Linked DNA regions of Homo sapiens: region 1 is linked to region 2. Evidence: chromatin contacts called from ENCODE Hi-C or POLR2A ChIA-PET data. All regions are on one chromosome and are shown on one strand. Each heading gives the region's core, a stretch centred on a gene start or an enhancer-like site at or near the end of the contact. The rest is flanking DNA. Distances are from core to core; before and after follow the strand shown. Region 1 overlaps LETR1 (lymphatic endothelial transcriptional regulator lncRNA 1). Region 2 overlaps LINC00924 (long intergenic non-protein coding RNA 924).

Region 1 (6,823 bases), core at 2,258-4,757, 160 kb before region 2:
TTACAGGCCTCTTAAAATTCTGGTTTTATTGTTCAAAATCTCCAACGTACCCGAAAAACAATTATAATAAAAATTGCCCGAAGTATAATCTATTTCAAGTATCAACTCACTTAACTATTTTTCTTGTCATGGAACAATTTGGATATATGCAAATACTAGAACTAGGGGTGTTTTTTTCCCCTCTAAAAGACATTTTGCAGTGTCTGGAAACGTATAAAGTTATTTTTACATCTCACAATTTGGTGGTGGTGTTGGGGGGTGCCACTGGCACCTGAGAAACACCAGATGCTCTTAAATACCCTACAATGCACAGATGGTACCTCCATTCCCATCCCCAGCTCTGCCCTCATGCAACGAAGAATGATCTGGCCCAAAATGTCAATAGTGCCAAGGTTGAGAAACTCTGTGCTGGAAGAGATTGCCCCAAACTGGATTCTAAAAGAACTTGAGTTGGCGTCCCAGATCTGTGGATTCTGTGACCTTGAGTAAGTTACTTATCTCTCTGATCTCTTCTGAAGTGAAAAGTGATCAAACTGTCTGGGTGTGAGAAGAATATAAAAGGATATATGTAAAATATCTGGCCAGAAATAAGTTCAATCATTACTTTTCTCCCTTCTTTTCCCTAACAAAGTGTAGTAAAAGGCTCTGCCTCAAAGTGAGTTCTGAGAGAAAGGAGTTTTGAAGTACTCATATTTTTCACTGATTTGGTAATATCTCAAGATTTTATTACTTGCCTGTTTAAAAAAAAAAAAAAAAAAAAAATATATATATATATATATATATATATATATATATATATATATATGCGCCAGGTAGAGTTTGGTGAACTGAACTGAAGTTGTCTTTTTGGTTTGAGAGACTGCAGAAAGGATTTTAGTCTTCATTTAAAATTTTCTATAGTGGTTCCAATGGCATTGTTAATTTTGGGTGAGAAAAGCAGAAAAACTCTAGGTTTGGCAAGCAGACAGACCTGGATGCAAATTGTGTGTCTCTCCTTCTTGACTTTGTGACCTTGGGCACAAGGTATTCTTTCCAAGATTCAGATTTCCTCATTGGTAAAATGGGCATCATGACTTCTATATTTCAGATTTTTTGTTGAACAATAAATAATATAAATAAAGCAGTATCTAACACAAAGCCAAATGGTGTTGAGGATCTGCCTAAATCACAGTAGTTGACAGTAACAGTTCGCCTTGCTTTTGTTCTTGCCTCATTAAAGAGATGAGAGGTAGGCCAAAGGCAAGGAACCAAGGGCTGCCTACATGCAGGGAGCAAGCCCCATGGAACGGACCGGGGAAGACAGCTCACCTTTCAGGGAACAACCTGTTCATGGAAATCAACCCTACACATTTGTGCAAGATCTTCCAACTAGAAAAGTCTCCTAACATTCAGCCTGTGGTTTTTCAAAGAGAGGAAGTGGTCAGGTACCACATATTAACAGAAGGGCTCTGTGACAGACTGTATTTTCCAAAGATGGCTGCAACAAACTCCTATCCCAGACCACCCACTGAGAAACTCCGTAAATTAATTCAAGGTATTTTATTTTAATATAATTTTTGATATGCTCATTTGTTTCCATTTATAAATGTTATGCACACTCATTATAGAAAATTTGGAAAATGCCATAAAAAAGAGTTAAGATAAAAAAAATCAAGTTAGCAGTGATATTAAGATACCTTTTTGATGAATTTCTGCTTTCAAATGTGTTTAGCTACATAGTTTGGATACAAAATTATAAGTGACCACAATGCTAAGGCTGTGTCATCACATGCAAAACGAAGTGCAAATTAAAATAGTTATTGCAAAAATTTAGGCCCAGAACTTTCTTACCTACAGAGTCCCTGTAATTAAGGAAAGGTGTTTAGGATAATTGCCTCCATTTACCACTTTAGTTGTTTGAGGGAATGAGGTATCAGGAACTGGCTGGCATAAATTTTTCTTTTCTGATTATATAAAATGCTTAGTCCGACTATTTTTCTCAAAGTGGTTTTTTTGCTCAATGAAAAGCCGTTTTTAAAAAAATTAAATATACTTTGATTCAGTTGTCAAAAGAATCTTCATGTTTTCAATAACCAAATTACCAATCAATTCTATCAATTTAGTTTAAAATAATAATAATAAACCAACCCAGTCATTAATGAATTCAAAACAGATATTTCAAGGTATAAAATGTTCCTTGAAATTTTTCTTTTTCTTTCTTTCTTTTTTTTTTTTTTTTTTTTTTTTGAGATGAAGTCTCACTCTGCTGCCCAGGCTGAAGTGCAGTGGCGCTATCTGGCTCACTGCAACCTCCGCCTCCTGGGTTCAAATGATTCTCCTGCTTCAACCTCCAGAATAGCTGAGATTACAGGTGCATGCCACCATGCCTAGCTAATTTTTGTATTTTTAGTAGAGATGGGGTTTTGCCATGTTGGCCAGGCTGGTCTCAAACTCCTGACCTCAAGTGATCCACTGCCTCGGCCTCCCAAAGTGCTGGGATTACAGGTGTGAGCCACTGCGCCTGGCCAGAATTTTTCTAATAAGTGAAATTAAATATACTGTTCATATTATGCTGTTATTCCAAATTGAATTTACAGGTGGCAAATAGAGGTGAGCCAGTCTTGGTTATGCACTATATTTGCCCCCATAGTGCACGCATGTTAGTGAGTGTGGGGTGAGGAGATGGCTTGAAGACGAGGTAGACAAGAGAGGTTGTAAATATTTTCTAATTTTTTTCCAATAATTTAGAAGAGATTGCAAATATGTTCTTTTTCCAAGACTTAAGTCAGATACAAGCCTTCCCAATGACGTGTGAAAGGCAAATTTTGGGGGTGCTCCTAATTTTACATCCTATGTCTTATATTAAAAGATGTTGAATAAGTTCTTAGGTAGCACTTAGGATTAAGAGTCACACAGCACGCCTGTAACCCCAGCGCTTTGGGAGGCCGAGGAGGGCGGATCACGAGGTCAGGAGATCGAGACCATCCTGGCTAACACGGTGAAACCCCCGTCTCTACTAAAAATACAAAAAAAAATTAGTTGGGCATGGTGGCTGGCACCTGTAGTCTCAGCTGCTGGGGAGGCTGAGGCAGGAGAATGGTGTGAACCCGGGAGGCAGAGCTTGCAGTGAGCTGAGATCACACCATTGCACTCCAGCCTGGGTGACAGAGGGAGACTCTGTCTCAAAAAAAAAGAAAAAAAAAAAGGAGTCACACGGAAAATTGACTTACTATGAAATCATCAGAGGAGTAGATAATAGGTAAACAAAAACTCCCTTTGGCTTCTAGTCCAATCTTGAAGGCAAATACAGATTAGAAAAAAGCAAAGCTGGAACCCTGAATGTCACAGCCACACAGGCTATAGGACATAGGACCCATAAGGAAAAATCAGGGATCCCGGGGACAGGCAGGAGGTGGATTGGATGTAGGAACTATAATCTGGTGAGGAAGGGAGAGAAAGACTTTTGCCAGGAAAGGATGGATCGTACTGCCAAGGAATGCAGAGTGAGGCATTTCCTAGCACTGCAGACTAGCAGGACTAAGGGTTTCCTACTGGTACACTGTCCACATTCCTAAGCCCACATTTCCATTGTCTGTTTACTTAGGGTATTTTTTGGCTGATTGTTTGCTCATGTATTTGTTTCTTACTTTCAAAATGACTAATTTGAGAGCAGACTGCCATTCTACGAGTCATATTATGCAAAAAATAAGTAGATCGAAGCACAGGGACCATCTACCTTGCAAAACAAAGTCTTTGGTTCATTCAGAGTTGGTTAATTTTCTCAGTGCTTTTCTCCCCCTGGTGATGTTGAACAATTTTCTTTCTACCTATCCTCACTTCCAATGTGCTTGTTTTTAAGATCATAATTTGTTGATGAGTGGTTGTTTGCCAAGACCGGTCTTAGGGTCTGTGAAACACTAAAGTGTATATAATAGGCAAATCCTCAAGCTTTGTTTCAAAGATGTATGCTACCTTGACATGTAGCATTTTGTATTTGACAAAAAGGCAAGAGATCTGCATAATCTAGACAAAAAATGAAATCTTGTAATTTGCAGCAACCTGGATGGAACTGGAGGCCATGATGTTAAGTGAAACAAGCCAAGCACAGAGAGGCAAATATCACATGATCTCATTCATATGTGGGAATGAAAAAAGTGCATCTCATGAAGACAGAGTAGAATGGTGGTTACCAGAGGCTTGGAAGGGTAAGGGGGATGGAAGGATGATGGGAAAAAAAACCGAACATAAATACTGAACTGTACACTGAAAAATGGTAGAGACGGTATACTGTATCTGTATATTTTATCTCAATAAAAAGTGTAAGATATTAAAAAATAATAGGCCACGCACGGTGACTCACGCCTGTAATCCCAGCACACTGGGAGGCCGAGGCGGGTGGATCAAGAGGTTGGGAGCTCAAGACCAGCCTGGCCAACATGGTGAAACCCTGTCTCTACTAAAACCGCAAAAATTAGCTGGGTGTGGCAGCGAGCACCTGTAATTCCAGCTACTTAGGAGGCTGAGGCAGGAGAATCGCTTGAACCCGGGAGGCAGAGGTTGCAGTGAGCGGAGATCGTGCCATACCACTTCAGCCCGGGTGACAAGAGCAAGACTCTGTCTCAAAAATAAATAAATAAATATATACATACATACATATAAAATAATAATAAGAAGTAAATGTGGCTGGTTTCAAGCATGAGTGTGGTAGACTAATTGGGATCTTTTTGCCAAGGTAAGTATCATGGTGGGTGTGGTATGTGAAAGGCTTGGTGCCCAGTTGAAAGTCCTGTTCTCACATCATCTGCCTCTCATTTACGCTTCCTGTTACGACAGTAACCAGGGGTGATCACAAAACAGTAGGAGATGTATTTCCTGGTTTTTGCCGACTAGTGAGCATCTAAGAGACACTTGTAACTTCTCTGTGCTTACTCACACTCTGGGATTTCTCTCTCTCCAGCTTGGATAGGTAGTTCCTCTTCTTTTAAAATCATTCAAAACTATTTTCCCAACTGGCCCTATGCTTAAATAAAGCCAGTAAATTTAACTACGGTTTTCACTCAGTAACTCAGAGTACATAATAACTAATTGATTATTTAGTTTTAACAAAAGTGGCAAATATTAAAAGATATGACTTTTTTATGTAGCAAAGATAAACTCTTCTCCAAATCCTGCCAAAAGTAATTCTGAAGTAATATAGAAAGGGAAGGGAGAGAAGGAAAAAGAATTTACCAAAGACAGACTTTATATATGAAAATCAGTAGATAAACATAATACTAACTTGAGAGTAGAAATAATAATAATAGTAATGATGATGGCAAATCACAAACGGATAGTACTAAATTTCCCTCCCTTTTCACCACCTTACAGGATATCCCGTCTAGCTGCAGAAACAAAACATGGAAATGAATCAGTCGATAAAGGATTTTCTCTCATTAAAGATGTTGGTGATTTTGTCCCGTGTAGGGGAAGTTGAACATTAAGGTGGATGTCCATAATCTAAGGGGACCACGGTCATTCACTCTCCTTGCTATGGGATGCAAACTGTTTTGCATGTGATAAGAATGCCAGGCTAAAAGTAAAAAAAAATTTTATCTCAGTATGATAAGAAATTACGCCATAGACTGACCTAAACATTGAATTTTTTGACGATTGCCCCCACTGATAGATTTTGTATTTCTTAGTAAATCTCAGGAAATTAATATCCATGACAGTCTCCATAGAAAATACAAAATAGAATCATACAAAAATTGTGTATAATTTTTCTTTATGGGGAAAGAGATGGAGCAAAGAGCAATAATTTTGAGGAGGTGGGACCACCAGAGAGAATAAAAGAAGTTCTTATATTTAAGAGAAATTCAGAGGTCATTCAGAAACTATTATCGTGATATTTCTCATTTCAAAGAGATGTAAGTTTCTCTTAAACAATTTATATTTTTAAAAAGTTATAACGGAAAATGAGTGAGAAGTGAAAAGTCCCTTTTATTCCCAAGGTTCATATGACCCAGAAATGAACTTGCCCTAAGAATCAGGTTTAAGACATTCACTTTCAAGCTTTAGAAGGCCTTGAGCTTCATTTTTCCTGGAAAGATAAACTTAATATTATACATGTTATCATCCTGTTGGGATCAAAATGGAGGATTTGCTGGGATGAAATATTAAAAGATGGAGGATGTGAAGAAAGATTTATGTAATGCTAATTTCAGGCAGCTTTCAAGGTTAATGCTTGTCCAAATTTTCATGGCCAATTCCTCTCGCCCAAGGACCACATGGGCAGCTCTGTACTGCTTGTCACTGTCATCAGCCACTTGTGTGACACGTTGGCTGCAATTCAACAGTAAAGCATGCATATTCTCTACTGAACATTTGGGGAGCCTGCAGGCAGCGAGTTGCGATGTAAATGGAAAAAAAGAAAGTCTGATCATAGCCCTCACCATCATAAGTTATCTAGGTGTCCTGCTCAGGCTTCCAATGTGGGCACTCACACAGGCCACCCAAACTGCTGACATCCTTCATTGACCTTTTCACAGCAATTGTGAGCCTAATGACTTTGTTTTCGCGTTTTGGAACTGAACTTTACAAGGATTGCTTCCAATCCTGGGTGGTGCTGAGAAAACTCAGCTTCACTAGAATTTGGCCGAGACCACCAGATGCGTTTCATGTGAGGGCCTTTTCCCATAATCTGACCAGAATGGTTTATGAATGTTCTGGGGAGCAGAAAGCCGGCCCCGGAGGCTGAGAAAGGGCTGTGCCCTGCTCAGCTAGGAGACCACACAGCCGTCCTCTTTCCCCTCTGAGTATTTATAGTTAAGAAACCACACCACCCCTCTCATTCGGAAGCTGAGGG
Region 2 (7,697 bases), core at 3,266-5,765:
CTGTTTCATGTTGAGCCAAACAAACAAAAGATATTAATGCTTTGAAAAAAATGAATGATGACCTTTCTCTGCAAACACAGCTTGCGGTCTCTGATTATTGGTGATTCCAGAGAGCAGCGGTCAATCGCAATAGCTGTAACGCTATGATCACTATAATAAGCTTGCCTGACCTTCTCTGCCATGTTAAGTGGTTTAAATTTATTTGCCCAACAACAGAAGAGCTTTCACTTAAAGTCACAGAACATTCAATTCAATTTAAAGATGTAGTGTCTTCTTTCCTCTTCTTCCCCTTCCGTATCTTTCCCTACTTGATACACCTACATGTCAAATTTACTAATTGTTTTATCATTCTAAATTAGCCTGATACCTGAAAAGCAAATTCCTTCAGTTCTTAAAGATTCCAATTGCCATTTTCTCTTTTGATTTGTTGTTTCTTGCTCTAAGACATTTGAAACACTTTGTTTTTTTCTCTGTTTAAGTTTTGTCCATGATTCAGGTTTAATGTGTGCTGCATAAAAAGTCAAGAATCCATGAGCTGGGTAGTGCTAAGCACCCCCAGCTTGGGAACCAGGGGTATGGTTCCATTTTTGTCCTTAATTAATGGGACCTTGAACCAATATATATATTTTTTTCCTCAGAGCATTTCCTTCCAACTTGGTAAATGAGGGGAAAACTGCCAGGTGATCTACCTCAGAGCCTCTTTCCAACTGGAACATGCTTATGTTTCAGATCTCTCTATTTAAAGCATAGTTTCATATAGATGGCAGAGTTATAACTTGGCAGCTAAGATAAAGTGATGATAGGACCTTTAAGGACTTCCTAACTGTTTCTCAACGAAGTTTTATGATGGTGAAAATGTGCAAACCACAAATGACTAAAGCCTTAAATGGTTAGGAAGTGGATGCACCCCCACCCCCACCCATAGTTTAAATGGAAATCTCTTGAAAAGGGTACCCCTGACACTCCCACCAATTTCCTGGTAAGAGGCACGCCAAAAATACCAAGGAAGTAGTTTCCCTTAGAATACTTTAGTTCCTGTGCTATAGGATCAAAGCAGGAAGTGAAGAGAAAAACACCACAAATAATCAAAAGACTTCCTGCCTTAGTTTGACATTCTCAAGCAGTTAGGTCTGAATTCACATAGGATGCTGGGTATCCCTAAGGTGACTTTTCTTAGACATTGTCTCTAGTTTCTACTTAAGACAGTGCCCAATAGTACTGCCAAGCCATCCCTTGACCATACTTGACTTGGCTATGTTAAGTACCATGTTGAGTTAAAAAAAAATGCAAAGCATGGTTCCTGCTTGTGTCAGGCGCCTTGCTGCGGCCTCAAAGCACCAGGCTGCTTCTCAGCACGAGGATATTTGCAAATGTGATTGTGCTTTCTCTGCGAAGAATGCCCTTCTACTCTTTTTCTCTTCAAAATCCAATGTTAGTGCCTTCCTAATCCCTATTCACTCTTTAAAATTTCACGTGGCATTATCCCTCTTCCAGAATGCCTCTTATACCATCCTATTAAGGATTCACCATAGCACCCAAGGCACACTTTTATCTCAGCACTTTGCGCATCTATTTTATTGACTGCTCCATTTTTCTGTTTTCCCTGGAAATTTGCACTTTGTATCTCAGGCCTCTGCCACGGAACTTGGGGCTTAGGAAGTGTCCAACTGATGTTTGAAAATTAATAAATGAATGAAAGAATAAATCTTATTGTGACTGCTATATAACAAACCATTCCAAAAGGTAGTGGCTTTAGACAGCTAGGGTTTATGATCACTCATGCATCCGGAGATCAGTTAGGACATAGTTGATCATAGCTAAGCTTGGCTGGGATGGCTCAGCTGATTCTGTTCTCTATGTTCTTCATCTTCCCCTTGGGACAAACAGTGCTGCCCAGGTATGTTCTCATGGCTAAGCATAAGCATAAGAAAGAAAGCAATACCATGCAATGCCTCTTAGGGCATGCTCTCATTTCTACCTTATTCTTTTGGCCACAGCAAGTCATATGGGTAACCCTAAGTCAGGGGATAAGCTCATATACTTATCTCCTTAAGTCACATGTGAAAATCACACATCATAGGCCATAGATACAAGGAGAGATAAAAAATTGGTCACAATAATAAAACCAAACCTATCAAAAAGAAAATGCTAACAACCATGTTAAGAACAGAAAATTTGAATACTAACAGAGCCATTTGACCAATCTCAAGTATTAACGACTCTATCTTCATGTCACCAACATATAACCCAGCCACTTTAATGGCACATGTGTCCCATAAATATTTACCAGATTGTGTTAGATCATAGGAAGTAAATAGAGAAATCACAATTGGACGCATCCTGGTAAATTTAATTTTATGCTTTTTAGAAAGAAAATACTCATGGCAGGCACATGCAAGTGTTATGGACACAAAATGAAAAGCTAAATGATAAATGTTTATCTTGTATGCATGAAGATACTTTGACTTCTGTTTACATATGTCACCGTGGAAGCTGGTTTAAAAACATTTAAGTCCCCCTAGTAGTTCCACATCCAACGACTCCCTTTCTCCTGGACACCTTCTTATTTTCCTTATAACAAGTTTGGAGAAAGGTCAGGTAGGCATTGCTGGCAAGTCTTCTTTTCAGAGTTTCTGCTCAATCACAGAGCTGATGTTCAATCTCCGAAGTCGAGGCGTTGATTTACCAGGAAGAACATAGTTAACTTAAAAGCAGAAAAAGCCCCGGTGGTAATCAAGCCCTGTGAATTCCTGGCCCTCTTCCCCGGAGGCCCAGTGGGGCCCACTCAACGGGCCAACCCCACACCATGCATACTGGATTGGTGGTCCTCTTATCATAGAAAATTCCGCCAGTGTGGCCAAAACATACAAAAGGAAGCACACAAGAAAAAATGTGAATATAATATGCAGGCCCTGGATTGAGTTTTATGAAAAGAAAAAAAAAAGAGGGGAATTTTTCTTAGTTCTTTTTCATAGTTCATAGGATAAGAAATAACAAGACAGATTGCTTATCAAATGTGAGTAGTTTTACTATTTTTTGTGGCAAATTAGACACTAAAAGGGCAGGTTTAAAGTCTGTCCTAATTTTGCCTTATAATCAGATAATTTAAATTTGACTATAAATAGAATCATACATTTTCCCACGATCTGCCTTTCATTTCACACAGAAAGAGTTGTATTATGTATTGAAAACATACAAATCCAGGCATTCTCAAAACTTCTTTCTTTTTTGACTTTAGCTTGTGATAATACAGTATGGTATCGGAATCCTGCCCTATGGCTACAAAACATTAAATTTCTTGAGGCAAAAAGATGCTTGTCGTTCTCGTTTAATCTACCAGAATTTCAGAATCTTGTACTTCCAATTTCAGAAGAAGTAAAAGATGAGAATGTGCTGTCCTCTCTTGCCTGGCCTGGCCCAGTCTCCCTGATTTGTTTCAATATACAGAGACTTCCCTATATAAGCCACCTCCAACTCCAGCATTTGCATTTTTCCACCTTTCTGCTTGTTTATAGTTCCCCTCCATTTTCTTCCAGGAAAAAGTGTGCAAACAACAAATGCATGTTCTGATCTTATTTGAGCAACAAAATCTTGACAGCGTTCTCACCACCATCAGGAAAAAATTCCTTCCATGAACCTAACCCTAGAAAATGCAAAAATTATTGACAAATGTAATGCAGTGGTCAACTTCTTATCTGTAGCCTACAAAACATTAGACATTAGTTTGTTGATGGGAATTAATACGGCCCAAAGTCCTCATTCATTCTTGACAGTTCTATCATATTACTCCATAAGATGCTAAGATATTAGTTGCTGGAGGTGGGGGCAGGGGAGAGAGAATTGATAGAGATGGGAAACTAAGCTGCTCTGCAAATATTCACAGCTGCAGCTTTCTGTAATCATGCTCCTCTTTCCAGTTTCCAGTGGACTTTGAAAAGACAAATTCATAAGAGTTATTTAGCCATAAAAGGGAATCAACTCCTAAGCCCGGCTTCCTGAAGACCTCAGAAACTGAATTACCACAGCACTCCCTAAGGTCCAGAACACAGATTTTTGTTCCCCTCCCACATCCCTATCCCAAAGAAAAGAGTTTTCCCACTAGCTAAAATAATTAAAAACATTCTCAGAATAGAACACAAAATGTTTCTGGTTTGAATACGAGCCTATTTTCAGGAAAAAAAAAATCAATGTATTGCATATTTACAGTTTGATATTACAACAGCAGTGAAACTATCCGTTTGAGGACTTAATTGCATATAAAAATAAATAAATAAAATGTGCAAGGGTAGTGTGTTCTTTCTTGATGTTGTTCTGCCTACCTTTTTGATTTGTTAACTAACTTCAGGGGAGAATCCTTAAAAGGAGGAATACACCAGCCCATATAAAGTCGCTGGTTATCTCTGAACTGGAACTTAGTTTTTTAAATCCTGTCTAGGTAAATTACCTTTCCAGTGCAGGGTATTTCCTTTTAGGAGATTCCTCAGAAAGAGCCTCCAGGGAACTGACTAACTTTTTAATGGTTCACTCAGATTAAGAGGAAGGAAATGTGAACTCCTTTGGGGGCAGGAGGCACCACTCTAGGCTGTCTGCATCCTGTAATTCTTCCCAAGTCCGTGAATCATACTTTTAAGACTCCTTTTCAAGGGCATTTGTCTTCCTTTAAGAGAAGGCCAAAGCAGAAAAGACGAGTTTTAAAATAGGTCTCAATCAAGCTTTAGCCATAACAACAATTGCATGATTCTCTCGCTGACTACCCAGGAAAGGTTGCACTGGATCCCTTACCTGCATGCCTCCCCTCACCTTGCACAATACTCTTCCCTTCTTTAGTTTCAGAATCAAAATGACATTTGATATCATCTCAGCATCTCTGAGCTACAATTCTGTACAACTCTTCCCTTTATAGCCAGCCGCTGACAGTGATTTCACTTATGCCAATGGCATTGGAAGAACTGAGCAGCGATATTTTTCAAAATCATCTTAGATAGAAATCTGGCTTTGAAAACAATGTCTTTACTTAATAAAATATCTACTATGTAGACAATTACAGACTATTTTTATACCTTTTCCACAAAGGTATGAACATTTCTGAGAATAAATTTGTCAGTGAATAAAGTTTATCAGAGTTTGAAGCGTTTAGATCCTTGCAACTTCTGTAGAAGTATGAAGTCACAGGAGCACATTTCTAAAAGGCTGCTATGTTACAATACCAGTTACTCAACCAATAACTTGTATTTATTGAGTATCCATTAAGTGGTGATTTCTATTATTTTCAAGCTCCTACAAAGAGTGGAAAAAGCCAGGCATGGTGGCTCACACCTGTAATCCCCACACTTTGGGAGGCTGAGGCAGGAGGATGGCTTGAACCCAGGGGTTCCAGACTAGCTTGAGCAACATGGCAAGACCCCTGTCTCTTATTAAAAAAAAAAAAAGAAAAAAGAGTGGAACAACCCCGTCACAATGTGCAAAAGGACAAATGTATAATGAAATGGAATATCCACAGAAAGTACGCCAAGAATGAACACTAACGTAAACTGTGGACTTTGGGTGGTGATGATGTGTCACTGTAGGTTCGTCAGTTGTAACAAAGGCACCTGTCTGGTGGAAGATGGAAGGAAGTCACTGCATGTGAGAATGTGAGGGTATATGAGGCCCGGCATGGTGGCTCATGCCTGTCATCCCAGCACTTTGGGAGGCCGAGAAGGATAGATCACCTGAAGTCAGGAGTTTGAGACCAGCCTGGCCAACATGGTGAAACCCTGTCTCTACTAAAAATACAAAAATTAGCTGGGTGTGGTGGTTCACACCTGTAATCCCAGCTACTCAGGCGGCTGAGGCAGGAGAATCACTTGAACCTGGGATGTGGAGGTTAGAGTAAGCTGAGATCATGCCAGTGCACTCCAGACTGGGTGACAGAGTGAGACCCTGTCTCAAAAAAAAAAAAAGGGGGTATATGGGGAATCTTTGTTCCTTCCTCTCAATTCTACTGTAAGACTAAAACTGCTCTAAAAGAATAAAGTCTTTAAAAAAGTATTCAAAGTGAATGGAATCACACAAGATGAATTTAGATTATATTTAAATTAACAGGATTCTTAGAGTTGGTTTGAACAGTTCAGTTGCAATTCCTTAATCTAAAAGTCTCTACACAACATTTATTTTTGACCTAAGTTGATTTCATTTGTAGCAAAATGTGACCCACACCTATGTGGACGATGCAGTCTTTATTTATCCCAGTTGGTGTGTATTCATATGTGTTGTTGCATACATATTAATGGATGCCACCCTAGGTTCCCTGATGATGGCAGATAGTATTTGGCTTTGTGGCCAAGATGTCTTCCAAAATCATAACGGTTCTGAATTACAGGACACATCTCATCCCAAGAGTTTTGGATATGAGATTGCAGACAAAAATACACTGAAAGAGAGAAAATAAGTAAGGAAGAAAATAATAGAAAACAGTTGCTTTCTGTTATACTTTCTCTGATTTCTTGAGAGCTCCTAGTCTTAGATTTCTATGCAGGTCCCCCTTATTATAATTGTCCATTTTTTAATTGAAATTTGTTTTCAGTACTAAAGTGCAAAAAAAACCTAGAAATGTAATTGTGATTTCTACTTAGGTGGACCTCAAAGGTTTTGTATCGATGCCCGTAGTCTGCATTTTGTTTCTATAAGTCTATTTCAACAGAGTACTCAGAAATAGATCTTTCTTTCCTCTCATTCTGTGTAGAAATGTCAGAAATGTGAGGCTAAGGATTTAAAGCATAAATTAGGGATTTGTTGATGAAAAGAAAGAAAGGAGGAAAGGATTGAAAGAAAGAAGAAAGAAGGAAAGAAAGGATGGAAGGAAGGGAGAAAGGAAAAAGAGAAGAAAATAAGAGAAAGGAAAAACGAAACTTTAGCCTGTAGAATCTACATTAAAATGTTTCTCAGTGCTTAAGACATCTTGAAAGAAAAGATGTCAAAGGCAAATTCTAATATTCTAAAACTGCAATCCAATTGCATAAAAGCATAAATTTACATCTAAATCATTTGGAAGAAAATATTTACATATCCTATATTTTTGTTTAGAGCTGATCTCCATAAAATCTCTTATATTATACAGATCCATATTACAGAGATTATATATACAAATATTTTATTGCTTCTGTATGAAACCTGATTTGTTGGGGGATATAAACTATGGCCTTCTCAGGTATCACTGCTGCTTGATTGTTCTGAGTATTGGCTTTCTGACAGGGATTGGAATGAAGCCATTTTTATTAATTTAGTTATTTTTGCTGGTATCAAAGGCCGTCTATCATGTTAATGATGTATCGGTCTGCGGTCCCACCGAACAATAATTACAGAATGTTCCTAATAGTAAATCATTTGTCACAATCACAGCTCGGTACAACAACCTTTTGTTGAGCAGGGGAAGACATTATCTGAATAGCAATACACCTTTATGCGAACCGGTGAGAGGTCTTACACGGACCAGTCCGGCAAATACCTGGGAGTTCCACGTCTGAACTGTCCGTCCCCACATTGCAACTTGGGGATGTGCACTGTGATCTGCTGAATTTTCTCCAGTGTTAGGCTATCTAACACAATGAAAACAACACGTTTTGTCCAGGGAAGAACAGATAAGGTTTCACAAGAAACTGCTCTGAAAAAGAGAAGAAACCAAATGATCGAAAAAATGGAAAACATTAAAGGTTTTT

What was found. Hi-C counts contacts between places; a loop is a spot of excess contacts on that map. ChIA-PET counts read pairs that join two places held with the same protein, here RNA polymerase II (POLR2A). Pooled maps may share reads with other maps.
Region 1: a map of endothelial cell of umbilical vein shows a loop between it and region 2 (5-fold over the local background). The contact joins two enhancer-like sites. A Hi-C loop is called at or near these places in 4 of 168 maps with a recorded cell type or tissue (cardiac septum, endothelial cell of umbilical vein, heart left ventricle and 1 more), 1 of 37 single-sample maps with no recorded cell type and 8 of 50 pooled maps. POLR2A ChIA-PET finds 5 or more read pairs at or near these places in 1 of 52 experiments (Panc1).

What each region holds. Positions count from the first base shown.
Region 1 is chr15:95,297,589-95,304,411 of GRCh38, forward strand. All of the region lies in intron 1 of LETR1 (lymphatic endothelial transcriptional regulator lncRNA 1), which reads right to left. Among named protein-coding and RNA genes, the nearest start is that of LETR1, 26 kb to the right of the region's middle. Within about 2 kb of position 3,508, at least 4 of the 41 ENCODE cell types and tissues checked have a DNase peak (open chromatin) inside an H3K27ac peak, as active enhancers do; they include endothelial cell of umbilical vein, where a contact is called at or near this core.
Region 2 is chr15:95,454,921-95,462,617 of GRCh38, forward strand. The region is part of intron 3 of LINC00924 (long intergenic non-protein coding RNA 924); the gene reads left to right. Among named protein-coding and RNA genes, the nearest start is that of LINC00924, 26 kb to the left of the region's middle. Within about 2 kb of position 4,516, at least 2 of the 41 ENCODE cell types and tissues checked have a DNase peak (open chromatin) inside an H3K27ac peak, as active enhancers do; they include endothelial cell of umbilical vein, where a contact is called at or near this core.